Linked DNA regions of Homo sapiens: region 1 is linked to region 2. A link is a loop called in an ENCODE intact Hi-C map of the cell type or tissue named here. Cell type or tissue: PC-3. All regions are shown on one strand. Links, peaks and the distances in the headings refer to the core of each region. The heading gives the core; the rest is flanking DNA. Region 1 has its middle 27 kb from the start of SIK2. Region 2 overlaps POU2AF2 (POU class 2 homeobox associating factor 2).

Region 1 (15,981 bases), core at 3,868-11,867, 290 kb after region 2:
TCTCGAAAAATAAATAAATAAAATAAAATATACAGCAAGATGTGGTTGTATGCAAATATTACACCATTTTATAACAAGGACGTGAGCATCTGTGGATTTTGGTATCCACTGGCCCTGGAACCAATATCCTGCAGATACTCACGGACAATTGTATTGCCTGCCAGGGTTGCCCCAAAAGTCCCACACCCAAGTTGATGCCACAAATTGCCTCTAGGGCAGACCCCCACTCTCAGGATGGATTGGAATTTTAACTAAAAGGAATTTTGGATATGATGGTCTTATTTGGATCCCGATTTGAACAAGCTAATCAGAAAAAGACATCTTGCGATAATTGGAAAAAATCTGAACATAAACTGAGTATTAGAGAAAATTAAAGATTTATTTTTGTTTTCATTAGGAGTGATAATGACATAGTGGTTTTATAAAAGATAAAAGGCCTTATCGGTTAAAGATGACAGTAAAATGACCCAATTTTGGCCAGGCGTGGTGGCTTATGCTTGTAATCCTAGCACTTTGGGAGGCCGAGGCAGGCAGATCATGAGGTCAGTAGTTCAAGACGAGCCTGGCCAACATGGTGAAACCTCGTCTGTACTAAAAATACAAAAATTAGCTGGGTGTGGTGGTGTGCACCTGTAATCCCAGCTACTCAGGAGGCTGAGGCAGGAGAATTGCTTGAACCTGGGAGGTGGAGGTTGCAGTTAGCAGAGATTGCGCCACTTCACTCCAGCCTGGGCAACAGGGCAAGACTCCATCTTGGGGGAAAAAAAATGACCCACTTTCTTGGGCCTGTTTTAAAATATGCTATTAGGTTGGTGCAAAAGTAATTGTGGTCTCTGCCATTACTTTCTCTTTTTTTGAAATGGAGTCTCACCCTGTTGCCCAGGCTGCAGTGCAGTGGTGCAATCTGGGCTCACTGCAACCTCCACCTCCCGGGTTCAAGCGATTCTCCTGCCTCAGCCTCCCAAGTAGCTGGGATTACAGGCGCATGGCACCATGCCTGGCTAATTTTTTTTGTATGTTTATTAGAGACAGAGTTTCACCATGTTGGCCAGGCTGGTCTTGAACTCCTAACCTCAGGTGATCTGCCCGCCTTGGCCTCCCAAAGTGCTGGGTTTTCAGGCATGGGCCACCGGGCCCAGCCTGCCATTACTTTCAATGGCAAAAAAGTGCAATTACTTATAGCAAGAAAAAAGGTAGAGAGAAATGAATGAAACAAGATCAGCAAACTGATCTTGTTTTTTAAATAAGTGAGAGGCACATGGTGGTTCATTATATTATTTTCTCTCAACATACATTTTTATGTATGTGTGAAAGTTTCCATTAGAAATTTTTTAAAATAAAAAGAATGGGAAGGGGGAAAGAATCGCAGATCTTTCTCCTGCTGAGGGAAGTTCTTCTGTTGGGGTGTGAAGGAGAAAGGCTTAGAAATTCCACTGAGTTTCGGGCTGGGCGTGGTGGCTCACGCCTGTAATCCCAGCACTTTGGGAGGCCAAGGCGGGCAGATCACGAGGTCAGGAGATCGAGACCATCCTGGCTAACATGGTGAAGCCCCGTCTCTACTAAAAATATAAAAATTAGCCCGGTGTGGTGGCACACACCTGTAGTCCCAGCTACTCAGGAGGCTGAGGCAGGGGAATCGCTTGAACCTGGGAAGTGGAGGTTGCAATGAGCCAAGATGACACCATTGCACTCCAGCCTGGGTGACAGAGCAAGACTCGGTCTCAAAAAAAAAAAAAGAAAGAAAGAAATTCCACTGAGTTTCTCCTCACAGAAAACAATAAAGTGGCTTGGAGAGAATACTACTGGAACTAGTTTATCATACATGTATCCAACTTCTACTGTCTCCCAGGGCCTGGGATATGATAAACAAGAAGAAATATTAGTTCACTGAACACCCACTCTGTGCCAAGTACTTTCAAACGTCATCTTTGTTAATCCTCATAACAATATTGCTCAGGTAGATGTGATTTGTATGAGTGAGATAGAAAGACCACCCAACCAGTAAGGGGCAGGGCAAAGAGACCTTTTGGTTTTGTTGCACATTCCACAAATCATTCCACAAATAGCCAAGCTGTGTATCCCACGGTGGAGGCAAACGGGGATGTAATTTTTTTTAATTTGTATTATTTTTTCTATTTATAAAAGCACATGTGGAAATTACTTGCGTTTTTTTCACATAAGCCCTCCCATTTTTTCACTGACATACATGTCTTAAGTACCTTCTGTGTTTCCAACACTGTGGACACAAAGATATATAAGGCCCTCCCCTCAAGCTATTTACAATTCAACTGGGGAAGCAGAGCTGGAAATAAATGTCACTGTGCGTTACTTGCTCTCACAAGGGGACATGACAGAGGCAACTAGCACGCACAAGGAGGAACCTGATGTCCTACCTCCTCCACTTTGCCCGGCCAAGAGCTTTTTGAAAGTCCCAGCAGCCCATGGAAGGTTCCCCAAGCCCCTGGACAAAACTTGCCCACTCTTGTTTTCTCCCACAGCCTGCAGCATACACTTTACCATGGGATCCTTCACAGTCGAACGCACCTTAGAATTCACTTCTTTCCTCTGGGCCACCCAAATGCAGGAACCACCTCCTATTCATTGTTGTGACCCCCAGCTCTTAGGGCAGTGGCTTGCACTTAACTGGCAATCAATAATTGCATTAAATTGAGACAAAAACCTTTCCTGGCAAGTGCCACCAGCATTAATTTTCCACCCTCCTAACTGCCTTTCGATTTCTTTTCCTTATTTTACTACTAGAAATACTCAGTCTAGAATCTCTTCACAGAAATCAGTGCTTCTTAAAAGTGTCTACAAAATAATCAGACATAAAGGAAAATGCAAAGATTGAGTCACTTTCTATCAAATATTGTTTATTTCATGAAGTCCCATACAGAGAGATCCAACATAAATATTTACATTCTATGAAGTTGCTCTGCTCTAGAAAACAACTAGCCAGCCCATGTTTTTGAAAGACTGTTCTGTTCTGTTTTGTTTTCCAGAAAGAAACTGGCCTCCCTTTTGGAAGAGATTACGTTTTCCCACCTCTTTATTTCTAGAAAGGAGCTTGCTCCAAATGGCTTTTTCAGGGTCAGTGAGCCATTGAACAACCAATAAGTTCTCAGCATCTTGGGATCAGCTCTTTTTTTCTACCAATCTGTCCTTTCTCTGTGTCCCGCCCCCGTCCCCCCGCACCCCCCAAGCCAAGCTAACTTCATAATTTCCTGCTTTTCTACTAAACGTAATGGTGAATGTTTCCTATGTTGATAGATGCCCACGAAAACAACAAATCCTTATCACCTCATAAATTTTAAGAATCTGCTCCTGGATACAAAGATGTGTCATCCATTATGTGCTGCCAAGGGAATGAGCAGAGAAACCAGGCGAAGGAGAGAGCATGAGACATGAAGCCAGCCCCATCTGCCCCTTGGATTTATAGGCAATCACTTTAGTAATAGGTACAAGGTGGCCATTTATAAGGTTATAATGCATCTCCTAAATGGACAGATGTCCCAGCATCTTCCTGCTGATCTAAAACCATCAGTGACTCCTTGCTGTCTACAGAATTCAGTTCAAACTCCTTAATCCAGCATCCAGTGGCCTCGATGATCTGGTCCAACTACCTAACCTTACTACCACTCCTGTAATGCCAGTCAAGACTCGCTCTCCCAGAAACTCAGCATGCATTTTCCCATTGCTGTCTCCGCTTGTCCTCTTTCTTCAGCCTGGAGTGTCCTTTCCTCACTTCTTTATGTGACACATCCTACCCATCTGTGAAGACTCAATTAAGTGCCACATCCTCCTTAAAGCCTCTTTCCTCTTCCAAAGTCCTTTAGATCTTGGCCTGTTCCTGCCTTTCTCGTGGTTCTCAGTATGTTTTGTTTATAGGAAGGGTATGAAACAACAGCAGAAAATACCCTAGGACCTAGAAATAAAGGGGCCATATGAGAATTTAACCATGGAAATCCATTTGTACATGGACAATGACTTGCAACTGAAAAAGTGTCTCCAAGACATCTGAGCATGACCCGCAGGTGAAGCCTGGCTTAGGTCTGTAGTTGCTGCAGAGTAAATGGTATTCATGTGTCTATTCAGTGAATCAACAAATACGTACTGAGCACCTGCTAAATGACAGTTACTGTGCTTGACAGTGGGTATGTGCAATGGTGAATAAGATACAGCTTCTACCCTCATGGCAGTTATATAGTAAAAACCCAGATTAACATCAATGACTTACATGATGATAGGGCTGTGATAGGGATATGGGCGAGCCCAGGATGCAGATACTTCCTGGAGGAGGGGATGCCCAAAGTGAGAATGTGGCACCTAAGCAGAATTTCAAACAGTTCAGCATGATTGAGCTGGGAGTGTTGGGTGGGTGAGTGGCAAAGGGTGAGGGGGAACAAGACGGAAGGGGCTACAAGGAGCTTGATAGTAAATGATTCATAAGCCTTGCTGAGGAATTTGGACTTCAGCCCAGGCTGATTATTCGTTATTTACCGTCTCTCACCAAATCCCTGCCCACATCCATTTTCTATCCTACTCTGACCTGCTCTGTGCCCTAGCAGGATGACCCCTGCAGACTGCACCACCCAGCTCCCTTGCCAGATGGTTTCCTGTACGATTTGGGCAAGAGAGGCTCCAGCAGGTCCGCTGTGGGCAGGAGGAGTGAAAGAAAGGTTATGGTATTGCTTCTGCTTTCCTTTCATATCAATAGCAGTAGTTGCACCCTCTGCAGTTCAGTCTCCACCAGTTGGCCCTTTCTCTAGCTCTCACTATAATCCAGTAACTCTACTTTTTCTTCTTGTCCCCTTCTAGGGTGGTAACAGCTTCCTACTGCTGCTAACAAACTCATCCATAGTTTGCTTCCTTAACCCTATCCATATATCTGCAAGTGGTACTTTCATTAAAGTCTCTTCTCTTCCTCTGAACCATCCGAAATGAATTCCGTTTTCTGACAAGACCCTAACTGATACAATCCTGAAAGTTATAAGGAGACATTCAAGTGTAGGGAGTCACAAAAAAACAAAAAATATGGCAATCAATGTGTACCTCCAACACTACTTAAGGGACAAGGCCCTCAAATTTTAGCCAATCTATTCCCAATGGTAGCGCCCTGTGTATTGCAGAGATGCATGCATCAGCAATCACAGACCAGGAACCTCTGAATCATGCAACTAGCCCCCAATTCTGATGCAAGATTGCAAAGGCAATGTTATAAACATAAATAAGCTTCTTGCATAGATCTAACAATACAAAAGGAAATAGGACATAGGTGCTTTGGTCTGCATGATACTTATTTCATTATAGACACCACTATGAGCCCAGGCGCAGTGACTCACGTCTGTAATCCCAGCACTTTTGGAGGCCAAGGCGGGTGGATCACCTGAGGTCAGGAGTTAGAGACCAGCCTGGCCAACATGGTGAAACCTGTCTCTACTAAAATACAAAAATTAGCTGGGCTTGGTGGTGGGTGCCTCCAATCCCAGCTACTTGGGAGGCTGAGGCAGAAGAATCACTTGAACCAGGGAGGCGGAGGTTGTAGTGAGCTGAGATTGCACTGCTACACTCCAGCCTGGGCCACAAGAGCAAAACTCCCATCTCAAAAACAAAACCAAACAAAAAAAAAACCCCACTATTATGAGTTTGGTTCCTATAACTCTATCTCCAAAGTCCAGTCCATTCTAAGACTCTGCAAAGAAACTGGATCTTCAAATAAACTGGATACAGGCTATTTTCCATCCCAGGACCCCTATGTGTATCTGCTGCTCCCTTTCTTACAGTATACCTTCTGCCCCATTCTGCTTTGTCTGAACTCTAATTTGTCTTTTACAGCTTGGCTTCAGGGTTATTTTCTCCATTAGCCCTTCTCTAACCCCTGTATTTATCTGTCTTAATTTCAAGGAGCAACATGAAGTCAGGAACTTTGTTCACCTCTGCACCCCCAGCACCTAATTCAATGCCTGGCCCACAATTTGTCTTCCTTATTGGGTTGAAAGTAAATTGAAATCACCATATTTGCCTGATTCATTTTTGTATCTTTCCAGAATGCCTAGAATAGTGCCTTGCACACAACAGGAGATCAATAAATATTTGTTAAATATATAAATGACAAAAATGTAACAAGTGTGTTCTTTCTTCCTATACTTCAAGGGAACATACAGTAAAGAATCATGATACCAGAGTTAAACAAATCCACGGGAACCTCCCAGGAAACCAAAACGTGCAAATGTGCCAGGAGGTTTTACAGATTAAGTCCATATGGGATTTTAAAAAAAAACAGAAGTGCTGTAGGACTTTATTGTGAATTGGATCTGCCAATATCAGTGCTGAAGAAGCCAACCCTGAAGCCAAATACCAGCATTTGTTTCCCAAACACTGATTAAAACAAATATTTTTCAGTTGCCATAGCTTTTGGATCTATTTTTGACATGCACGCTGAATGCAGCAAATAACATGGAAACTCTGGCTCCCTTCATTGCTGCTTAACATTGAGGACTCTAACCTCACTAGTGAGGTCAGAAAACACCAGCTACACAACCACACAAGATACCTTTCCTTGCTCCTAGGCTGCCAACTGCAGTACTATCTTTGGGATGGTTCGTCATGTCTACTAGCTGCACGTGCTTTAAAACTGAATACAGCCTCAATACAGCCTTTAAGTTTGGAAACTAGTTAAAATTAGACTAAGTCTTGTGTCTTTATAGGAAAGCACTGACAATATCTCTTTGATACATAGCATAGCCCTGATATACAATTTTAATTTTTTATTGTGGAAATTTAAGAACATATACAAAATTATAGAGAAGATTAAAAGGATCTGAAGTACCGTTCACCCAGCTTTGACAACTATCAATTGTGAAAGGAGAACTCAGACACAAAACTATTAAGAAAATAATTTTTACTTTCACTATTCTGTAAGGCAGATCATACTTCAGAACAACTGGGCTATCTAAACAAAGAACACAGCAGGCTTTTAGAGAAAAACACAAGAGGTTACCAAGTGTACAGTTAGTCTGTTCCTCACATGACTACACTATCTGCAAAGGTTATCACCTATATGTTGATATTAATATTGCAAAATCAGGAATTAATTTTTTTTTTATTTTTTTTTTGAGACAGAGTCGCTCTGTCGCCCAGGCTGGAGTGCAGTGGTGCAGTCTCGGCTCACTGCAACCTCTGCTTCCTGGGTTCACGCCATTCAATCAGGAATTAAATTGTTTGCATTAGGGTAGCAGATTACAAAAAGGGCATGGTCTTCATTTAGAGAAAAGTGTTAGGGTGTTTCTGCCTGTTTTAGTATTTTTAAGAAAGTCAAGTGTTTGGGGTTTTGCGGGGGCAGGGATGGGTTTTTTGTTTTGTGTGTGACTGCTATATAATGTGCTAAGTGAAGACAGCAGCAAGGCAAGATATCATTCATGCTTCCTTAGCCCCTCCTTCTGGCCAGGGGCTGCCAGAAGTGTAGATAATTTGACTACACGGGTTTGTTCAGAAATGTTCTGATCCATATTATTAACTTGATGGGTTTTTCTCTTTGACCAATTAAATTTATATAGTTGCTACAAAAGGTGTGGATTAACACTAGGAGATTTCTTTGCTGTATGGTTTTAAAAATTAAAGCCTTAAAATACGAAGGATTGGAGAATTAAATTCTGTCTAGAGGCTTCACAAAGCCCCTAGTCAGATTTTGATCACATCAGTTTCGCAGATGATTTTGAATTGCTGTTCTCAATCAGCTTGTCCTTTCTAGGTCTAGGAGAAAAAAGGCATCCAGTTTGCCCGGACCACGCTTTTCCTCAAGAACTACATAACTAGGACGTCCTTCCTTCTCTGAGGTCCCCAAGTCTGTCAATGTTCCTGCTATGTCAGCAAGTGGCATTCGTTACTAACTGTAAGGCTGAGATTTCACTAGCCAGAGAGCAGGTACAAGGTAAGTTTCCTGGGAGGATGTTGTGGGCATCATTTCCACATATCAAGTACAGTCCCTGTGTCTTATTTTTGGGGGGGGGGGGGGTGAGGGGGGATGGAGTTTTGCTCTTGAGGCTGGAGTGCAATGGTGCAATTTTGGCTCACTGCAACCTCTACCTCCTGGGTTCAAGCCATTCTCCTGCCTCAGCCTCTCAAAGTGCTGAGATTACATGCGTGAGCCACCGCGCCCGGCCCAGTCCCTGTTTCTTAAAGTCAGCTTGTCGTGCCTCATTAAGTCAGACTTGTTTTAAAATGTGACATTTCTTGCATGGTAACGTGACAAATTTTCTTTATCTAACCATATCCCAAGACAGAGGTGTACTGACCCTATGTAAATAATGACATGGTCATAAAAAATAAAGTGAAGCAACAAATGGCACTTCAATAATAACCACTGTTACATGCAGTTTTACAGACAAGCCAATCAATGTGTGTCACTCTTTCTCAGAATCAGTTTTCTTAGATTTTTCTCTTATTTATTCACTTATAATCTATACCCTAAGATATTTTATAGATTTTTTTTCTGAATTCTGAGACATCAGTTGTAATGAGATACCATTTAAAGAATGTTTTGTTCCACTTCGTACAGGGTTTGTTTATTAAATCGAGAATTAGTGATAGATCAAGAAGAAAGAAAAGGGGTGTTGTTCTCATTTGCCAAACAGAATATAGATTAGCCCCAAGTGAATTTTCATCTTAATTTCTTTCCATCCTGCATCATTAATTCTTGTTTTCTGAACTTGGTTTAAGTAACCCTACTATCACAAAGTCATCTGCTTTTAGACTAAATAAAAGGTCCTAGAAATGCTCAGTCACACAGTCCAACCATGGGCTTCAGGTGACAGTGTCAGCTTATACTGGAAAGCCTGTGTCCATGAATCTGTTCCATTTAGTGTCAATAGTTAAAAGAACCTATTTGAGGCCATTGCTGAGGTTATGATCCCCTTGATGTTTCTTCCAGAGACTCCATTATTAATTTATTGATTAATATCAAGGGTGTTTAGATAATTGCAAAGGAAAAGAAGAAACTACCTGTTGACGACAAGACTGAATGGCTTGGGTTAATTTACTATAATAATTAATAGTATCTACAATAAGAAAAATGAGACATAATGTACAAGTATTTTTAAAGGATTTAATCAACAATTGCTCCGAAAGTAGTAACATCCTATAGACAACAAAGGCATTGACAGATCTCCAGGACTTTTTAATTTATCCCAATGTGTATTTTTTGGTAACCAATTGACACAAGTATTTTAAAACAGAAACGTTGACTAAGTCTTGCCGACAGTTATTGTGCCAGTCTTCACACATTACCTTGAGTATGCTCTATCTGTCCTGAAAGACTACAATTGCTGAAACATGTTCATTTTAATATTAATAACATGCTTTGTATATAATTGACCAAATATTAATAACATGCTTTGTATATTTTTGTATATAATTGACCTAGGGAAGTTGGTTTGCCAACCGTTCCTATACTATGGGCTTGGCAAATGCCGTCACAAATACAGAGAATTCCAAGTATATTCAATGACTTCCGGCAACCCTCCTTTTACAAAATGAGAAAATAAACTTTGATGTTGTCTAAGAAAGAAACCTCAAAGACAGTTTGGTTGTAAAAGATATATTAACAGTTTTACTATTCAGAATATGAGAAAAGCCAGTCTAAAAAGTTGTCGGCCAGGCGCGGTGGCTCACGCCTGTAATCCCAACACTTTGGGAGGCTGAGGCGGGCAGATCACGAGGTCAGGAGTTTGAGACGAGCCTGGCCAACATGGCGAAACCCCGTCTCTACTAAAAATACAAAAATTAGCTGGGTGTGGTGGCAGGCGCCTGTAATCCCAGCTACTCAGGAGGCTGAGGCAGGAGAATCTCTTGAACCTGGGAGGCAGAGGTTGCAGTGAGCTGAGATCACGCCATTGCACTTCAGCCTGGGCAACAGAGTGAGACTCAATCTCGAGGAAAAAAAAAATTGTCAAAGGAGACAAGATGGGAGTATAAATCATAAGTGCCTAAACATGCGAAATGGTTACAATCTTTGTTATGGTGAAAATACACAGTAGTGTGTAACAATATTAGGAATTGTAGTCTTTTCAGAAGTAGAGTTTGTTTAAAAATTATTTCAGTGAATGATTTAAAAATCAGACAAAATGTTATCAGGCTTCAAATAAGTATATTTTAGTGATACCTGGAATCTCTGCTAGTTGCACACAGAAAAACTTTTTGTTATTTCTTGTGATATGGTTTGGCTCTATGTCCCCACCCAAATCTCATCTCAAATTGTAATCCTCTTGTGTTGAGGGAAGGACCTGCTGGGAGGTGATTGGATCACGGGGGTGGTTCCCCCATGCTGTTCTCGTGATAGTGAGAGAGTTCTCACCAGAGCTGATGGTTTTATAGGTGTTTGGAAGTTCCCCCTTTGCAGCACTTCTCTCCCTCCTACCACCTTGTAAAGAAGGTGCCTGCTTCCCCTTCTGCCCTGATTGTGAGTTTCCTGAGGCCTCCACGACCACATGGAACTGTTAGTCGATTAAACCTCCTTCCTTTATAAATTACCCAGTCTCAGGCATTTCCATTTCTTTTTCTTTCTTTTGTTTTTGTTTTTTGTTTTGTTTTGTTTTCCAAGACAGGGTCTCGCTCTGTCACCCAGGCTGGAGTACAGTGGCGCAATCTCAGCTCACCGCAATGTCCACCTCCCGGGTTCAAGTGATTCTCCTGGTCAGCCTCCTGAGTAGCTGGGACTACAGGCGCATGCTACCATGCCGGACTAATTTATGTATTTTTTGTAGAGATGGGGTTTCGCCATGTTGCCCAGGCTGGTCTTGAACTCCTGAGCTCAGGTGATCCACCTGCCTTGGCCTCCCAAAGTGCTGGGATTACAAGTGTGAGCCACCATGCCCAGCCTCACAGGCATTTCTTTATAACAGTGTGAAAATGGACTAATACACTTGTTAGTATTAACAAGTTGAGATCGTATACTCAAAGCTCAATGTTCTTCTGAAATACTTGGCTTTCTCCTCCTTATCACTTAAAGTTCCCTTTTCTCAATAAATTTAATATTCCACTATTTAGACATACAAAATGCAGTTAAACATACAAAAATAAATATACATCCTTAAATGGCAAACATGAGGCTTTAAATTTTAACTTCAAAATATATTGATCTTACCAGAATATTACAAGGTAATGTTTATCCACATTAAATTTACCATCTTAGTAGAAATATAATGCTGCTCTTGAAATATAAATGGGGCCAGGTGCAATGGCTCACACCAGTGATCTCAGCACTTTGGGTAGGCCAAGATGAGCAGATGGACTGAGTCCATGAGTTCGAGACCAGCCTGGGCAACATAGGCCCCATCTCTATAAAAAAAAATTTAAGAAAAATCAATAGACAAAACATATCCATTATCTTGTGTATGCATCTGTATCTCTTTGCAACAACTGTATGGCCTCAACCACCATGAATACTAGTTCCAGCTTTCAACCAAAATAATCAACATCTGCTCCCTCAAAGGCCCAGAGAAAATGGAGAGGTGAGCAACTAAGAACAGTCTATTGCACACAAGTACCTTAGCAGAAAAGCAAGGCTCAGTGAAGGCCTCCTGAGTCCCACAGGCTCTAGCACATATATATTTCACATTTTTCAAAATGGAAAGCATGAACATGTGAACTAACATACAACCCAATTTTTTTGTTTTCTTACAGCACATGGCCAGTCTCATTCCATCCAAAACCCCACCCACTACCAACTCATCCCCAGGTTATTTTGAAGCAAATCCCAAACATTATCTCATTTCATCTGTAAATATTTCAATAAGAATCTCTAAAAGATAAAGATTCTTTTTTGATCTTTAAACATGATCATAACAATTATCTAATGCAAAAATTAATTCCTTAACATCATAAAATATTCAACCAGAGTTCACATTACCCTAATTCTGAGCATTTTCAACTTCATTATTTAAATCAGGATCCAAATAAGGTTCAATACATTGCAACTGAGCAATATGTATTTTAATTCTACTTTAATTTATAGGTTTCTCTTCCATCCCCTTTTTCCTCTTGCAACTTTTTGTTGAAGATACCAGGTCAATTGGCCTGAATTTGCTATGGTGTAACTTAAAATGTTCTTTATCCCTGTTTCCTGTAAATTGTTAGTTGAATCTAAAGGCTTAATTAGATTCAGGCTCAATCTTTTTTGTTTGTTTGTTTTGCAGATGTGTAGAAAAGACTCTAATCTTGTCCAAAAAGGGGTCTGGCCTTTGCCCTGTATTTGGGGAGGTAATTTCTAAACCCTTGGAATTTCATGATAGGAGTGGTTTTGTTCGTGTGCAGGCCTTGGTTAAACTGGATAGTGTAATGGTGTGATACAGAGCGGGAGGTTTGGGTCACACATACTCGGCAATCAGCTCTGGAGGGGCTGGAGATGGAGAAGTCATGTGGGTAGCCAACCAGATAAATCTCTGGACAGGAAGGCTCAGGTGAATTTCCCTGCTTGGCAATAATTTGTGCATATTGTCATACATTGATAATGGGAAAGTAATGGTGTATACAACTCCACAGGGAGAAGATAACTGGAACATCCATATTTGGAACTTTTCTAGACTTTGCCTTATGTGATTCTTTTCCCGGACTACTTTTAATCTGTATCCTTTAGCTGTGATAAACCATACCCATTAGTATAACAACTTTTAGTGACTTCAAGTCCTTCTAGCAAATTATCAAAACTAAGTGTGGTTTTGAGAATCCCCAAACTTGCAGTTGATGCCAGAAGCAAGGGCAGCCTTGTGAACTGCTCCCAACACTCCCCACAAGACCACTGCACTGTGGTGGTGTCTAGCAGGAGGTCCATGATATCCAGTTGTTTCTTTTTCTGCTGTTCTTAGCCACTGATGATCATTGCTTCTTTGAAAGAGGTCATTACCTCTTTGAAGACTGCAAAATGGTGATATTCTACTTCTATCCTTTCTTTTTTATTAACTTGAGCCTTCCCCTTCATCAGTTGTTTGGTTATCTGATATAGGCAATATAGGAAAGACAGGAAAAAATGCTTATTTTATTTACCAGTTTTTAAAATTAAGAGGTAGTTCCTTGCATTCTTCAAAGTGACCAATGACTTTTTAAAAATCTTTATGTCATGAATTTAAGCATCAATCATTACAGATGTTCATCTTTGAACACCTGTGGCCAAGAAAAGAGTATGTAAATTAACTCCTGTCCTTTTGACATGATCCTAGTAATCTTTCATAGCTTGCTTCCTTGCTTTCTGGTATCACAAGATGTTCCAAGTTTATCTGGCATATCCTCTGCTTCAAACCTGGAATCAGCCATTTCTCTAAGAAGACCTGTCTCAAGTTGGGTTCTTCCAGGAAATTGACTCTGAGTTGAATATTTACATGCATTTAAGGGACTGCCCTTAGAATTAACACCTATGGGGGAGGGGCAAAAGTAGGACTGGGCAGAGAAAGCAGTGGAACCACAGTACAGTCACAGCCAATTCCACACAGAACACTGGAGATGGTCTAGCCCTGTAAGATGTCCTGCTTTGAGGCAAGAGAGCCTGACCTTTATAATCCACATTAACCAGTCATTAGATATGGGCTGCCTCTGGGGAGAATGGTATAACCCTGGGTGAGGTGACTCTCTTCATGTTAGGGCAGTGGTTCTCAATCAAGGCACTTTGTCCCCCAGAGACATTTGGCAATGCCTGGAGACATTTTTGGTTGTCACAGCCATGGGTAGGGTGCTACTGGTGTCTAGTGGGTAGAAGCCAGGGATTCTACTAAACATCTTCTAATGCACAGAACAGTCCCCAACAACAAAGAATTATCCAGTCCAAAATGTCAATAGTGCTGAGACTAAGAAACCTTGGTTTAAGACAATGCCCAGAGAGTGATTCAGGGACAGCCAACAGCCACCACTGTTCCCAGCATCCCAGGCCTCAGTTCTGAATGGAGAATCTGGGTGGCAAACCACAGCATCCGCTACATGTCTTGATTACTTTTAGAGAAAACTAGTAAATAGAGATCTCTGTCTGGGAGCTAGGAGTGCTTGTTGCCTGCAGTTTGATCTCTATTTCTAGGCCTATTCAGGGGAGAGAACTAGGAAATTATCTTTTTAATACACATCATTCATTATATCAATATTTCTAATTCAAAATCAGGACTCTGACATAATCCTTCTATTTAGAAGGTATAATCCTTCTATTTTGAGAAGCTTGGAACTTGTTGACCCTAAGAAGTTTCCTGAGAGCCACCTCAGTAAACCATTTTTGAATGTCATTAAGTTTGCATATTAGGGGGTTACAAAAGTAAAGGAAAACTTTGCAGGAAAATGTTCAAAATAATCCAGAATATTGGAATTAGAAGGAACCTAAGAGATCATCTAAACCAAAACTCTGATTTTACAAATGAGGAAAAGGAGGCCTAGAAAAGTTCAGCAGACTTAATCTAAGGTCCATAGCTACTTAGTGCCCTAACCAGGACCAGCATCAGGACACTAACCCCTCATATTTGTTTCTTTTTTCCTGCCTCAGCACTCTGACTCTTCTCTCTAGTATTAACTCTCCCATGCTGCAGAAGAAAATAGAGCAAAGAGGGACAGAAAAGGAGATGAAACTCACTCCTTTTTCACAGTATACCTTGGTGGAACTGAGAACTCAGATCTGTATGCAGAGAACTGAGCACAGATCTGTAGGAAGGAAGTGCTTCTTATCCACTGTTAGTGGAAACATCTGTTTGGTTGTTTTTCCAAAGCACTGTTAGATTGTGCTGTGCCTTCCACATTCTCTCCTGCACTCTTGCTAATGACCAAGCAGTTACACACCAGCAAGGCTGGCCAAGGTTGGGACATCTTAGCAAAGAAAAAGAGCTCAATTAACCAGTCCATGCAGGGATAGAATGATTGATTTGGTCTCATTAGTAGCATACACAAAAACAATCAATTAAGCTGGCAACATGGTGTAATGCCTTTTCAAATGAAGGTAACCCTCTTTTTTTTTTTTTTAGTCAGGGTCTTGCTCTGTTGCTCAGGCTGGAGTGCAGTGACTGGTGTGATCACACCTCACTGCAGCCTCAACCTCAACCTCCTGGGCTCAAAAGATCCTCCTCCCTCAGTCTCCCAAGTAGCTGGGACTACAGGCATGCATCACCACGTCCTGCTAATTTATGCATTTTTTTGTAGAGATGGGGTTTTGCCATGTTGCACAGGCTGGTTTCAAACTCTTGGGATCAAGCCCACCTCAACCTCCCAAAGTGCTGGGATTACAAATAGGTATGAGCCACTGCGCCTGGCCATTAGGAACTGTCTTCTTTCAATTCTTTCCTAGGCATACTAATCTGAACTCTTGTCCTAGTAAGTTGTTTATTATTTCTTCCAGTGCTTCCTAAACTTTTCCACTGAAGTACTGACAGAGAAGAATGAAAGCTACACAACACACACACACACACACACACATGCACACACACACGCACACACACACACACACACACCCCGGTGTGTACTCAAAGCCCTGGGAAAGTGACCCAAAGCAAAATTATTGGGAAATGCAAAATTTTTCCAAAGTCCTGTGTTTATCTTAAATATTCGTTCAAGTCCCACAACCTACTCTGTTTTTCTTAAAGAAACAGAAGTTTAAAAGGGCAATTGATATTCCAGAACATGCAGTATGTTTAACAAGGGCTTTGAGAAATCCCTTCCCCTCCCAAATCATGATATACCTCTTATAACCCCATTTAAGAAACCCAGATTGAGAAATCACTTATATAATAGATTTCTATTGCTCTGAGGTAGAATTCATACTCTTAAAAGTAGTTTGCCTTTTTAAAAGAAATCTGCATTCTATCTACTTATGAAGCATCTATTTTTTTTTTTGTTCTCATTTTAGCAAAATCACTAGTTGTTTCGGTTTTTTTTTTTAAGAGATAGTGTCTTACTTTGTCACCCATGCTGGAGTGCAGTGGTGCAATCACAGCTCACTGTAGCCTTGAACTCCTGGGCTCGAGCAAT
Region 2 (15,981 bases), core at 4,339-12,338:
GAAAGGCCCTTGTCTAATTCCACCGACTACCACCATCGCCACAACCAATCCTCTCCTAGAAGGGAAATCAGGTTATTCTCTCTATGCTTAGGTTCCCTCACTGGCAAAATGAGAATAATATTACTTATCTTCTGGGATGGTCGTGAGAATTAAATGAGATGATACATATAACACAGTTGACCATAGCAATGGCCAACAGTGTGTTTATGAAATTACTATAAGTAAGTGCTTATGAATTACTTCTGTTATAATTTAAATGTCTGCTGGAAAATGTTGGGAGTCATGGAAAAATAAAAGCTTTGTGCTGTGTTAAAACCAGGAAGGTATCTACGTCTAGGCTCAATATTTACAGATTCAACTCTGGTATTAGGGGATTGAGAAGAACTCTCCCACAACAAAACTGGATCTTACATAATACAAATTTTAGTGAGTTGTTGAGCTAGCAGAAAGTAAGGGAAATCTCCAAAGCTGGGGGTAGGGGCAGAAGTTGGCATGGGAGATTGAAAAAGGGTTTGAGCAGAAAGCAAAGCACCAAATGATGAGAAGGTGATCATTCCAAAAAGACAGGTTTCCTGAGGACAGGTGTCCAATTGGCTTTACATGTGAAGACTGGTTCTTGACCTGTTGCCAGGGTTGGGAGGCTGAACCTTGGACTCCAGGATTAATGTGGGGAACCTGGAAGGCATCTGGCTCCCCATAGATAGAAACATAAATCTTCTAGAGGAAAGCAGCCTCAATTCAGGACCCCAGATCTTCACAGATTAGGCCAACAAGATGTGAGTTTCAATCAAAGATCACCCATGCGTAAGAAAACAAACCACTATGAGTGAGTCCACATGAACAATAGACAATAAATTTAAATTCCCAGAACTTTCATATATTAGAATTACTGAACACAAAATACATAACACTTAATACATAATGAGCACTCAACAAGAGGCTGTCAAAATTTACCAAATAGATTCTAAAAATCAAATGGAATTTATAGAAATAAAAAAATATAAAATCATGAATATAAAAATTCAATGTGTGAGTTAAATAACAAATTAACTACAGTTGAATAAAGAATTAGTGAACTGAAAACACATCTGAAGAAATCTATGCCAATCTCTACCAAAATATAGAAGAAAGAATCACAGACACAGAGAAAATAGAGAGGTTAAGGGATTTTGAGGATAATAGTAAAAGTTCTAACATGTATCTAAACAGAGTCCCAGGAGGAGAGAACAGTCATAATAAAGACAAGACAATATTTGAAGAGATGATGGCTGACATTTTTTCAGAATTTATGAACGACATGAATCCCTAGATTCATGAAGCCCATTCTATCAAGCAAGATAAATAAAAAGAAATCTGCCTCTAGATAAAATGAGGTGAACTTGAAGAACCTCAAAGACCAAGGGAGTATATTGGAAACAGTCAGAAATAAGGAAAAGATTGTCACAAAGAATAACTGAAAGACCAATAGCAGATACTGGCCGGGCGCGGTGGCTCCTACCTGTAATCCCAGCACTTTGGGAGGCCAAGGCAGGTGGATCACAAGGTCAAGAGATTGAGACCATCCTGGCCAACATGGTGAAACCCCATCTCTACTAAAAAGAAAAAAAAAAAAAAATATATATATATATATATATATATATATATGTACAAAAATTAGCTGGACATGGTGGCACATGCCTGTAGTCCCAACTACTTGGGAGGCTGAGAGAGGAGAATCGCTTGAACCCAGGAGGCGGAGGTTGCCGTGAGCTGAGATTGTGCCAATGCACTCCAGCCTGGGTGACAGTGTGAGATTCCATCACAAAAAAAAAAAGAAAAAAAAAGATAATGGTATAAAAGACCAATAGCAGACGCCTCAACAGCAATTGTGGAAGCTAAAAGACAGTGGAATGACATCTTCAAAGTGCTAAGAAAAAAAAAAAAAACTACAAAGTTAAAATGGTGAATCCAGCGGTATTATCTTTCAAATACAAAGTCAAAACAAATAATATTTTCAGATAAATAGAAATTGAAAGAGTTTACTGTCAACACCACTGACACTTAAGGAATTTTCCAAAAAATTACTTCAGAAGAAGGAAATGAACCTAGAAAGAAAGTCTGGGAAAGGAATAAGCAAAGCAAATGGTAGACATTTGAACCTTAATTCAAATTAGTAAATCTAATACAGAATTACTGAATTAAATGATGATATTGATGTCTAATTTGTGACAGCTTAATAACAAAAAACAAGCTAAAAGAAAAGAGAATAGCACACCCATAAATTAGAAGAGGGACAGTTCTTATCTGTCAATTGCAGGTTTAAGATATTGTTTGTAGGTTTTGTTAAATATACATGGTAAAATTGTAAGGGTAATCATAAAGAATGAAAACAGAGAGTACAATTTCCACAGCAGGTAGAGAACAAAATCACATAGGAGACAAGAGTACAAAAAGCTTCATCAAGTAATAAATAAAATCCACTAGACCTTTAATTGTGAAATCTTTGTAGAGTCTTCTGGTATAAAAATTGGGCTGGGGAGGAGTCGGTACTGTCAGTTCCACAGTAATAATTAGGCCTGGGCAGAAGATGGAGGAGGCATCGTAGAAGATGCTGGAGATTGCTGGCAGTAGAGGAGAAAGACAGAAAAACTTTTAGAGCAGATATGTCAAAAGGTGAAGGGGCTGTGTCAGCCACAATGACATAGACTGGGCTCTCTCCCTGCCTGGGGCAGAGGCAGGAGGCAGAGCCACTCCAGCTGATAAATAAATGGCTAACATGCTGAGGGCAAATAGGGTGCTGATGCTGATGCTCATCGGATTGGGCATGTGTGCTGTGTCTCACAGGGGCCTTGATCCTGGCCCCAGCCTTGGCCAGAGCAGTTTAAGGGAAGCAGGCAGGAAGAGAAGGTGGGAGAAGAACAATGGGACATCTCCCTGGGCGGCACCCAGGACAGCTACCACCCCCTGGCACATCCTACTTAACCTGGAAGGAGGCTGAGGCTGAAGCCAGAAGACATATGTGTTGGCACAGATCTTCAAGGAAAGACCCAGCCACACCACAGAGCTGAAAATGGGAGGGTAACACTGGATAACATGGGCGCCTGCTACATGGGAATATGTGCCCAAATACAAGTGCATCTGTGATTTAATCACTGCCCCTTTCCTTCTCATAGAAATATTAAGGGACCTACTTCTGACCATTACATGCCCGAGAGTTCCCTTCTGCCACTTAAAAGTGTTAAAATATTAAACAGGAAAACCCATAAATCAAAAGGTTTGGAGAAATATACCACAGATTTGAAGGAACCAACAAATGCATAATAGTAATAATAGCTAAGGCACATATGCTGTTTACCATGTGGCAGACACTATTCTAAGTGCTCGATGTAATAATCTCATTTAATCTTCATGTGCCCAAGATCCCACAGCTAATAAGAGGTAGAGCTGGGATTCAAATGTAGTCACTCTGGTTCCAGAGGCTTTACTCTTAATTACCATGCTGCTTCTGAGTTGTTGGAAGATATTTTGCCTGGAGAAGTTCGAACTCGAGGTTGATATTACAGATTGCAATTGCACGTTTGCATTCCCCTAAAATTCAAATGTTGAGGTGCTAATCCCCTGTGTGATGGCATTTGGAGAAGGGGCCTTTGGGAGGTAATTAGATCTTGCAGGTGAATCCCTCTAATGGGATTAGTGTCCTTATAAGAAGAGACACCAGAGAGATGATCTCTCTCTCTGTCTCTCTCTCTCTCTCTCTCTCTCTCTCTCTCAGCCATGTGAACACACAGTGAGAAGCCAGCTTTCTGCAAACCAGAAAGAGGGCCCGCACTAAAAACCACACCTAGATCTCAGACTTCCAGTCTCCTGAACTGTGAGAAATAAATTTTTGTTATTTAAGCCATGCAGTCTATGGTATTTTTCATAGGCTTGTCTTCAGATATTTGAAGGGCTGTGTATGCAAGAAGTGTTAAACTTATTCTATAAAGACCAAAGGGATTAGAACTAGAAAGTTATTCTTTCCAGCCAACTTTGTAATTGGTAAAAGTTCCTAAAGAAGAAATGGGTTTCCTCAGAGGGTGCTAAGTTCTGTGTGCCTGGATATTAGATGCACCTGGTGTTAGTAATATGGAGAGAATGTAATCATTGAATGAGACTCTATAAAATTTCTTCCAACTCTTGAGAGTCTATAGAATCATTAAAGTCACTGCAAAAGAGCTCGGATTCAATGAACTGGATGTTGAGGATTCTTAACTTCCACAGAAGCTACACCCTCTCCACTTACTTTGCTCCAGGACATCTCGGAGCCATGATTTGCGTATTTTAAGACTCTACACGCCTAGATACTCTTCCTTCAGAGGTCAGCTTAGGCACTGCATCCTGCAAGATGTGTCTCCCACCCCATTCTTGACACCAGTTTAGGTGCCCGCATCACCCCATCTTTCCCTGACCCTGCCACTTCTCATACTACACCGAATATTCTGTTTTGTCATCAATCACCCCTGTATTGGTGTCTTAGGGCTGCAGTAACAAGTTACCACAAATGGGATGACTTACAGCAACAGAAATGTATCATCTCATAGATAGCTCTAGAGGCTAGAAGTCCAAAATCAAGGTGTCAGCAGGGCCATGCTCCCTCTGGAGCCTCTGGGGAGAATCCTTCCTTGCCTCTTCCTAGCTGGCAGTTGTCACTGGTGATCCTCGATGTTCCTTGGCTTGAGGTTGTATCACTCAAACTGCTGCCTTTGTCTTCACATGACCTTGTCCCATCTGCATCTGTGTCTTTGTGCGTCCCTCTCCTCTTCCTATTAGGACATCAGTCACATGAGATTTAGGACCCACCCTAATTTAATATGACCTCATCTTAATTTAAGTAGTTACATCTTTAACAGCCCTATTAGCAAATACCGTCACATTCACAGGTATCAGGGATTAAGGTATCAATATAACTTTGGGTGGCTTATGCCTGAAATTCCAGCAATTTGGGAGGCCGAAACAGGTAGATCACCTGAGGTCAGGAGTTCGAGACCAGCCTGGCCAACACAGTGAAACCCATCTCTACTAAAAATGCAAAAAGTAGCCAGGTGTGGTGGTGCGTGCCTGTAATCCCAGCTACTCAGGAGACTGAGGCAGGAGAATCACTTGAATCCGGGAGGTGGAAGTTGCAGTGAGCCGAGATCGTGCCATTGCACTATAGCCTGGGTGAGAGAGTGAGACTCCATCTCAAAAAAAAAAAAAAAAAATATATATATATATATATATATATCTTTTGGAGGGGGCACATAATGCAACCCACCACATTCCCCAACCTCTCCCTGCTCTCTAGCCTGTGGGTTCTTTGAAGATTGTGTCTTCATTCCACATATTTTTCTTACGTCTATTATGAACTACACCCTGTTCTAGGCACTGAGGGCACATCACAGTCAAGGTCCCTACAGTTGGTGGAGCTTCTTCCTCCACATGGATTCAGACAGTAAACATTGAAGTGGCCCTTCAGTGCTGAAGCCAAACACTAAGTGCATGTATGCACATACACACATACAGTAGGCGCCCCTTAGCCATGGTTTCCCTTTCTGAGGTTTCAGCTACTCATGGTTAACTGCAGTCTGAACATACTAAATGCGAAATTCCAGAAATAAACAATTTCTAGATCTTAAATGGCATGCCTTTCTCAGTGGTGTGATGAAATTTCATTCAGTCCCACTCTGTGCTGCCCAGGACTTGAATCTTACCTTTGTCCAGCCAATCCACACTGTCTACACCACCTGCCCGTTAGTGTCTCAGTAGCCGACTCAGTGATTGGATCACCTGTCTCTGTATGGCAGTGCTTGTGTTCAAGTCACCCTTATTGTATTTCACAATGGCCCGAAAGCACAAGAGTAGTGACACTGGCAATTTAGATATGCCAAAGAGAAGCCGGAATGTGCTTCCTTTAAATGAAAAAGTAAACGTTCTCAACTTAATAAGGAAAGAAAAAAAATGTATGCTGAGGTCAGACATTGGTATGGTAAGAACAAATCTTTTGTCTGTGAAATTGTGAAGAAGGCGAAAGAAATTCATGCGAGTTTTGCTGTTGCACCTCGAACTGCAAAACTGTGGCCACAATGCATGATAAATTCTTAGCTAAGATGGAAAAGGCATTGAGTTTGTGGGTGGAGGACATGATGGCAATCAGGTGTGGTGCTATCCTCAGTTTTAGGAACCCACTGGGGAGTCTTGGAACATATCCCTCGTGGGTAAGGGGAGGCTACTGGATATGCGTATATATAGTCACTTAATATATATTGGATGAGGGAATGTTAACTGGAACAGTAGAAGATGAAGGATAAATTACTACATTTCATCCAGCCAGTGCTTTCTGGCATGTTTATCAAAATGTAAAAGTGTGGTTGCTCTTTGTCCCTTGTAAAACTTTGTTCTATGGTACTTGAATTCTTATTCTCAGTTGACCTGAGGGTCAACCCAACTCCCCAGATAATACTTCTGAATATCATAAAACCAAGCTTATAAGGTGTATTCCTAATTTTTATTAAATTCAAACTTACAACTAAAGAAAACACTTGAATTCTGTTTACCTTCCAGGGCAGCGTCAGTTCCTCTCAGTCTCCATTTGTGCAGATGCCAGGTGAGTACTTTAATTCAATAAGCAATTATTCCCTTTTGAATTTAAATCAAGCATCTGGGCTTCCATTCTTTCATAACGACCTTACAACACTTCCAAAACTCTGCTCCTTTAAAATAGTTTTGTCTAAAATACAAAATCAGCGAAGGACAGAACTCATGCAGTAATTTCTGAATTTAAAATTCATTTTGTCTTGAAAGCAGCCCTTTTATCCCAAGCTTTTGGGGCAAAGGCAATATAAATTATGCCCTTGATACAGTTTTAAATTGTCTAAAGTTCTGACACCATGATCTGATAGATGAGGCATCTGCTTTCAAACAGAAAGGGGAAAGCCGTCTGCGAGCAGAGGGAGTCAGGCATTTGGTTCAGTATTTTGAATTCATTTCAATGCCTATGTCTCATTAAATACTCCTGTGGGGATGTAAAAGGGGAATTCCTAATAATACTGTTGGACATTCTTGTATAAACACACACCACACAGGCAAAGACAATCTCATTTAGTTCAACTCAGACGCGGCACATTCCCTAATAGTTTTATCACCTTCAGAGCTGGATAAGGGAAAGGAATAAGAGCAATCGAGGATCCCGAATATTTAAATGTCTGTATGTTGTTTCCCAATCATATATAGTGCCATTGAAATTTGGTGGCATCTCCTGCCTTCTACAGAAAAAAAAAAGAAAAATTTCCATAGCTTCTCTTTATCTAGAAATTATCCTTTCTCTTTGTACAGAGAAAATCCATGCTAAGAGAGCAGAGGCTTTTTTCTTCGTGGTTGTTTTGATTTGGAAATTGGGAGTATAGATGAGAGCCTGGAAACCTTGTTTTCATATTCTCAACCTTAACCGCTCTCATAAATATAATTTCATTGTATGAAACAGAACCTTATTTATTTATATTAAGGTTCAGCTGCACAGATTTTTTCCCAAGGAAGTATGCTTATAATGAAAACCCTAACTTCAGCTTTCAAATGCATGAGCAGGTTAGAAGTTATAGAATGTAAGATGAAAGTGAAGTGAGTGGAGTCGTGCCACAGGTTTTGATGGGGAATTTTGATTTCTTCTTCTGGATGAATAAATTCACATGCCATTCTTGAACACAATGTTATACTACTAGGTTTAAAGAAAATGTATAAGGCATGAGATCTGCCCCCTTGGGCTCGCAGGTTGACTGGAAAGATCATTGTGACTCAGGTGAAAGAGGAATGAGCATAATATAAAGTGCCACATCCTGTGGAACGGGCTGGAATTCTGTGTCTATAGAATCAGAAGCTCAGAAGTGGTCTGCTGCTGTGGTTGGGGTAAGGTAAGGAAGACAGGCACTTATATCTTCTCCCCAGTTCAGCCTTTTTGTGACCTATGACCTAAGGGTGTTGGTGTTAGCATTAGATCACACCCAAGGCCAGCTGGAACAATTAAACCATCAGTTTTATAGACCTCAAGTCTATGCCCTCAAACATGTTCTGAATGATCAGTGTTTTCTGCTACAACTGAGCTACGGGGTCAGAAAGTGTTGAGCAAACACACCTTTTTCCTTGGAAACCATTTCACTGCTGGGCTTACCTTAAATGAAGCTCTTATCAGTTTCTGTCCCTCCCTCTCTCCACCAAGGAAAACTTTTTACTTTTTTTTTTTTTTTTTTTGAGACGGACTCTTGCTCTGGGCGAGATCTCAGCTCACTGCAACCTCCACCTCCCGGGTTCAAGTAATTCTCCTGCCTCAGCCTCCTGAGTAACTGGGACTACAGCAGCTGTGATTACAGGCATGGTGGCCCAGCTGATTTTTGTATTGTTTTTAGTAGAGATGGGTTTTCACCATGTTGGCCAGGATGGTCTCAATCTCTTGACCTCGTGATCCGCCAGCCTGGGCCTCCCAAAGTGCTGGGATTACAGGTGTGAGCCACCGAGCCTGCACCACCAAGGGAAACTTTATGTAGCCGGCACTGTCTTCCTAAACGTGCTGGGCCCTGGTGAGTTGAGTGAAGGAGTCCATGAGGCCACAAGAGGGCAGCAAATAACATAAAACTCATCAAAACCCTAAAACTACAGGCCTCTAAAATTGGCTTCTGTGTGGCCATCTAATCCTAAAGAAAGTCATTTATTGATGTCTGCCAGGCGTGCGACCCAGTGTAAGGTCAATGTGTGAAGAATTAGAAGGCAGAGTACAGCCTGCCTCTTTGAGGTGGGGTTATATGTGTTACCTTATCCAGACATAGCGATCTCAGATAACAGGCCAGGAGCACCTCTTGTTAACAGTTCTATGTATATGGAGAGGTAGCTCCGATGTTGTGAAAAAGATGCTTCCTTGGTTAAAATATGAATGCCAAGAGATTATTTCATTTATGTCTTCCTAGCACAGCGCCGGTCACCGGGAAGGTACTCAGTAAATGTGAATGAATGAACAGACACGGTACTGTCTAAAATGAACTCACCCCTAAAGGCGACAATGTTTTCAAACGTTAGTTATTTGGGCTAATGCAGGAATATTTCACGCTTTTCAAGACATTTCTCTATTTCCATGTTAGCGTTGGAGTCAGGCACGCGTTAGTAACATCGTTTCCCAGGCAGAGACTCAGCTGCAACCGAGGCCTTGACCGCCCTGGGAGGAATTTTCTGCCCATGTGTTTTTCATTTGGCAACAGGTTCGCCGGTCACGTCAGGTTACTACGGTGTCAGAAGATCTTTCTTATCTGACTCAGACTTCCACAACAGTAAACAGTTTTCAAATGACGTCTACACCTCCAGCGTGGGGAAGCCGTTTCCCTGTGAGTCCTCCGCAGGGCAGAGCCATGCGGCTCTCCTGGAGCCCTACTTCCCCCAGGAGCCCTACGGAGACTACCGGCCTCCGGCGCTGACGCCCAACGCGGGCTCTCTGTTCAGCGCCTCGCCCCTACCGCCGCTCCTGCCACCGCCCTTCCCCGGAGACCCAGCTCACTTCCTATTTGTGAGTATGCAGAGACCTCGTGTGAGGGAGTAAAAGAGGGGCGAGGCTCGCCCTCTGGCCAGCCGCTGTGCTTGGCATCCGGGTTGAAGCCAGGTCTGGCTCACCCTGTAGACTCCAGAGGCTGCTTTGCAGCTGCCTAGAGATGCCAGGACACCCTCCGAGGGAGCCTTGTTCAAGGATCCCTGTTAGCCATGACAGCCAGGAGCGTCTACGCAGGGCTTGGAACCGGGAGGAATGTGCAGCAGGATTTATATCCATTTTGTTAATGCTCTACTGATATTGCCTGATGTTCCCCCACCCTGTTAGTGCCAGTCGTCATCATTCCTGCAGCCCCTAAGGAAGGAACACTGAAGCTGCATCTCAGACATGCTAGGCAGTAATGAGATGGATCATAATCTCCCAAGGAGGGTACATAGGGCTCCTCTTTCTTTCCAAGTCCCCTGCCTCCCCTTCCCCACATTTTTAGCCTAAAAATCCTTGTTCTCTCTCAATCCTTCCAAACAGGTGAGTTCATAAAGATCTGAAGATTGCTAATGCTCATAGAGAATAGTAAAGGTTTCTACCACAAAGTAATGAAGCTCTAAAGACAGGAGTTTAGACAAAAGGGAGAGGATGAGAATTCACATTATTAAGTATACTCTATGCCAGGAAATGTGATGTGTTCATTCAATACTTGCAACAACTCAGGATATATTTATGAAAGTCCCATTTTACAGATGAGCAATGTCGGGCTCAGAGTCAGGAGGAGCCACGAATGAATCCAAATCTTTCTAGCTCCAAACTTACGGGATTCCTACCTCTTTCCTCCTGCTTTAATGAGGACAGAGTGGGCTTCTCAGTCCCCTCAAAAATTCACCATGGAGTTGAAGGCCTACTCCGAGGAGTGGGCCAAGCGCTGACCTTCCCCACTGTGTAAATGGCATTCTAGGACCCAGACTAATGGGAGACTCAAAAAGAATCCAAGACAGAGTGCATTGCACACAGTAAAATGTTGCATACATGTGCATTTTATTAGTCTCACATTTCACTCATTTAATGTTGTCTTCTGGGAAAAGGAATCTCAATATCTATAGCAAATCTAATTCTAGAGTAGGAAGGGAGGAAAACTTTCACTGCTGGTGTCAAAAGCCGGAGAGAAGAGCAGCCTGAGAGCCAGGCTTCAGGCAGCAGAGAGAGGGGACGAAGGCTGCCCTGAAGCCACAGTCTGGCAGCACACAATGTATCATCAGAGTGTCACCTAGTGAATAACCTCCGTGGCCTTTCCATTCTCCTCAGAGGGACTCATGGGAGCAGACGTTGCCTGACGGTCTCAGCCAGCCTGACCCTGTGTCTGCCGATGCCCTGCTGACCTTGCCACCCAGCACGAGTTGCCTCTCCCAGCTTGAGTCCGGGAGCATCGCCCAGCACAGGGGCTCAAGCTGGGGGTCATCCCTGGCTGGGGCTCAGTCATACTCGCTGCATGCTCTGGAAGATCTGCACCACACTCCGGGGTACCCTACCCCGCCTCCTTACCCCTTCACCCCTTTCATGACGGTGTCAAATGACCTACCGCCCAAGGTGGGGCCACTCTCCCCAGATGAGGAAGCAGACACCGGTTCCCTCCATGACCCTTCCCCTTGGGTGAAAGAAGATGGGAGTATTGCCTGGGGGTCATATGAATGCCGCAGAGCTTATTGAGGGGAGGGCCAAATGACTTCTGGGTTTTTCTTTAACTTGAGGTGTATTCCAAAGATTGTTTTAGGTGTGTCAGCCCATTCAGGACTGGATTTTCAGAATAAGCCTCAATGCTGCTCTTTGTTAGTGGACGAGGGCATTTATTTGTAATCCTCTCCACTGTAACCCCACTGAAATAAAACAGAATGTTAATTAAATGTGTCAGAGACCGTATTCTAGTAAGATAACCTTACAATGTGGTCTTTTTGGAACTGTTGTAACCCATTACGTTCTGAATCTTCTGTTATCTTTGAAGTATCATTTTTGGCACTGATTTTTCTTAAATTACATTAAAAAGTTTATGCAGATCATAAAAGATACTGATTTTCCTGTCAGATGTTTCTTAGTTTTAAACTATGTGTATTCTGCAGTAAAAGACACTGGATAGGATATAATATAGATATGACCACATAAAACTCATTTTATAGCATGTGACTTGAAAGAGTGAAGTGTTTCATATACATATATTTATGGCTTATTATAGTGACTTGTAAAACCCCAGTTAAAAAAAAGGTACAATCTATAAATATGTTATTGTCCATAAAATAGGATGAGATCAGGAAACTATGGCTTTGTACATAACAAAGTTATTTTTTGACTCTATCCTAAAGCCCAGAATGTCCCCAAATTAGTTCAATCCAAAAAAGTCCAAAAATTTTCTTTGATCAGTGATGGCCTTAATTAAACCAGACATTGTCTCTCTGATGGAATAAACCTACAGTTATCAGCATGAATGAGTAAAATAGGCATTCTGTAATCAAATGGAAATTTTTTTTTTTTTTGAGACAGGGTCTCACTCTATCACCCAGGCTGGAGTATAGTGGTGTAATCATGGCTCACTGCAGCCTCAATCTCCTGGGCTCAAGGAATCCTCCTACTTCTGCCTCCCAAGTAGCTGGGACCCAGGTGTATGCCACCATGCCCAGCTAGTGTTTTTATTTTTTACTTTTTTTTTAAAGTTTTTGTAGAGACAATGTCTTACTATTTGCCCAGGCTGGTCTTGAATTATTGACCTCAATCTATCCATCCACCATGGCCTTCCAAAGTGTTAGGATTACAGGCGTGAGCCACCACACCCAACCAAATTCATACCCTTTAAAGAAAATACAGAAAATAGGACTAAGCTGTTGGCAAGAAACAGACCACAAAACACCAAGAAGCAAAAGGACTTTGGAGAAGGACATATTGCCATGTGTGAGCCGATGGCTTGACAAACAGCACCTCCTATTTGGTGGCTTACTAGTCGGAAAAGTGCAGCTCTTACTATGTGTCAATGAAGATATTGACATCTGAAGCATGAATCTGTCCACATTGGATTGGTGTGGGTTCCTTTGCTAATTGGGTTCCCAGCATAATTCCAGCATGCCTATCTGCGGCCAAGCTCATCATACATGCCTGGTATACACTGAGACTTTGCAGATGCATGAGTGGAGGCCCCCGGGTTGTACCTGCACCCTTCTTCTTAGCTTCCTACCACCTGTCTTTCTGCACTTCATTCTCACATCTTTTCCACCCTCTGGTCCCTCCTGATCCAATGCCATTTCTCTCCATCTTCTGGAGGCCAAGGCCTTCATTTTCCCTCTAGTTGCCCAAAGACCCTCAACACAATCTCCATCACATCCTCTGTGACTGTCCCATACTCTACCTCAGCAAGGTAGAAGCCCAGAAATTCCAACAAGGGGATTAATTCACACTTACAAGCAAATAATTGATATTCCTTTTTTTTCCAGGCCTTCAAGGTATTTTCTGGTTAAGCAAACTCACTTCTAGTTTATGGAGTGCCACCAGAAATGCTTGGGTAGTGAGCTTTCGTTCACCTCATCCTTTCGGCTCCCTCCAGGCAGAGCATTCTTCAGGGAGTAGATCAAGAGTGAACGCGTGGGGCTCTCTGCTCCTGGGCAGCACTGCCAGGCCCCCTGCCCCACTTCCTCCCCCTCCACCAGCTCCTTTGGGCAGCCTGAACTTTGCTTTGCTTAGTGCTTGCTCTTCAGTGAAAAGTGGCAACATTCACAGTGCAAGAAAGGAGCTGTTCTTTCCTAAATCCAGCATGACTTGCAACCTCAGTCTTGGTTCCCAATATGGCTGGTAGAACCATCTGTCATTCAGCAGTTACTCATACCTGAAGAGCAGGCCTGTGCATCAGAAAGAAGAGATCTGGCCCTCTCTGCAGATATAGAGGTCTTCACAAGGGTCTCAGGGTCATTTTCCTAGATTGGTGTTGTAAAGTTTAAAATGATTTGTCCTCTACTGCTTACCATTTTACTGGGTATCAGTAACACAGTAGTGGCTGTGTAAATCATGAATATGTGTCCACATAACTTTAACTTTCATGTGATTATGACTCTGAATTTTTGTTTGTTTGTTTTTTGTTTTTTTAATTATTATTATACTTTAAGTTCTAGGGTACATGTGCACAACGTGCAGGTTTGTTACATATGTATACATGTGCCATGTTGGTGTGCTGTACCCATTAACTCATCATTTACATTAGGTATATCTCCTAATGCTATCCCTCCCCGCCCCACCCCATGACAGGCCCCGGTGTGTTATGTCCCCCTTCCTGTGTCCAAGTGTTCCCATTGTTCAATTCCCACCTATGAGTGAGAACATGCGGTGTTTGGTTTTTTGTCTTTGCAATAGTTTGCTGAGAATGATGGTTTCCAGCTTCATCCATGTCCCTACAAAGGACATGAACTCATCCTTTTGTATGGCTGCATAGTATTCCATGGTGTATATGTGCCACATTTTCTTAATCCAGTCTATCATTGTTGGACATTTGGGTTTGTTCCAAGTCTTTGCTATTGTGAGTAGTGCCACAATAAACATACTTGTGCATGTGTCTTTATAGCAGCATGATTTATAATCCTTTGGGTGTATACCCAGTAATGGGATGGCTGGGTCAAATGGTATTTCTAGTTCTAGATCCTTGAGGAATCGCCACACTGTCTTCCACAATGGTTGAACCAGTTTACAGTTCCACCAATAGTGTAAAAGTGTTCCCATTTCTCCACATCCTCTCCAGCACCTGTTGTTTCCTGACTTTTTAATGATTGCCATTCTAACTGGTGTGAGATGGTATCCCATTGTGGTTTTGATTTGCATTTCTCTGATGGCCAGTGATGATGAGCATTTTTTCATGTGTCTGTTGGCTGCATAAATGTCTTCTTTTGAGAGGTGACACTGAATATTATGCATGTTCACGTGTTCCTTCATCTCCTAACAACTTGAAGATGCACTGGCTCTCAGACAAAGAGAGCTCAACAACCAGACCTTGGAACAGAGGTAAATACAGGGAGCACGACAATGTTTACATTCTTCTTAAAGCATCCTATCCCTTTCATAGCATTTGACTAAATTAACTTATAAAAAAGAGACACACTCAGGCCCACATATGCCTGCTAGTGTCCACTTCAGTTATCTAGTCTAAAAGGGGTTTGGGGAGTAGGGCTGGTGCTAATAATTCCAAATAATAAGTGATCTTCAAGAATTCTGTTTAGTTTGGGCTGGGCGCAGTGGCTCACGCTTGTAATCCCAGCACTTTGGGAGGCCGAGGAGGGTGGATCACAAGGTCAGGAGATCGAGACCATCCTGGCTAACATGGTGAAACCCCGTCTCTACTAAAAAATACAAAAAATTAGCTGGGCATGGTGGCAGGCGCCTGTAGTCCCAGCTACTTGGGAGGCTGAGGCAGGAGAATTGCTTGAACCTGGGAGGCGGAGGTTGCAGTGACCGAGATCGCGCCACTGCACTCCAGCCTAGCGACAGAGCGAAACTCTGTCTCAAAAAACAAAAAGAATTCTGTTTAGTTTGACAATGTGTCTCTGTTTTACATATATTTTAATTTGATTCTGTTTTATTGTTCAGGGAATACTTTGTTAAAAGGTGAAATCAAACTACAAAATTATGACAGGAAAATTAATTCTATTTCCTTATCCAACCCCATTTTTCTTTCAATTCCTCTCTGTTTTCTTTCCTTTCTTTTTTTTTTTTTTTGAGACAGTCACCCAGGCTGGAGGAGGGTGGAGGGCAGTGACACAATCTCGGCTCACTGCAACCTCCGCCTCCCAGGTCCGAGCAATTCTCCTTCTTCAGCCACCTGAATAGCTGGGATTATAGGCATGCACCACCACACCCAGCTAATTTTTGTATTTTTAGTAGAGATGGGGTTTCACCATGTTGGCCAGGCTGGTCTGGAACTCCTGGCCTCAAGTGACCCACCTATGTTGGTCTCCCAAAGTGCTGGGATTACAGGCGTGAGCCACCGCGCCCAGCCAATTTTCTACAACACGTGGGGACTAATCGCACCTTTTCATAACAATGTACCACGCCAACATACAAAAATAGGTGCATTCTTCTCTCCCTCACCTTCCTTAAACCTGCTATTCACTGACTTACAACTTTCCTGAGAAAGTCAGAGAAAATTAAAGAGCTCTGTTTCAACACTCCATCTCTTTCAGGTCTTGTAAGGACACAGGATATATTTAAGACTTAAAGTAATCAGAGATGGTATGTCAAGTTCAAGCCACTAAAGAAAGCTGACTAGATGATAATGCCAAAAAGAAATTGAGCACAATTTGCCCATGCAAAAGCTGCAATATAGACAATCATGCCATGAAACACATGCAGTATGTAGTTGAAGGCATTTGCATTCCTCTTACAATATTACACAAACCCCAAAAAAAGGAGAGAAGAAAACTACATCTTTACCTCATTTATTTAATAAATGATTT

Evidence for each region. Peaks named below come from ENCODE experiments on the same cell type or tissue, not always from the same donor. Only the 100,000 strongest peaks of a DNase experiment are listed, where the experiment ranks them.
Region 1: it touches region 2 in a loop (8-fold over the local background); 4 of 110 quality-filtered maps call a loop at or near these places.

Annotation. Positions count from the first base shown.
Region 1 is chr11:111,567,629-111,583,609 of GRCh38, forward strand. No RefSeq gene overlaps it. Among named protein-coding and RNA genes, the nearest start is that of SIK2, 27 kb to the right of the region's middle. In PC-3, for the core only: CTCF peaks have their summits at 7,443 (motif pointing left) and 7,642; no DNase peak of the experiment used is centred there.
Region 2 is chr11:111,274,840-111,290,820 of GRCh38, forward strand. POU2AF2 (POU class 2 homeobox associating factor 2) reads left to right here. Exons shown (of 5, transcript NM_198498.3): 3 at 6,559-6,601; 4 at 9,237-9,538; 5 at 10,814-11,562. The coding sequence ends at 11,215. Among named protein-coding and RNA genes, the nearest start is that of POU2AF3, 16 kb to the right of the region's middle. In PC-3, for the core only: a CTCF peak has its summit at 8,605 (motif pointing right); a DNase peak (open chromatin) is centred at 8,592; H3K27me3 peaks cover 4,894 bases.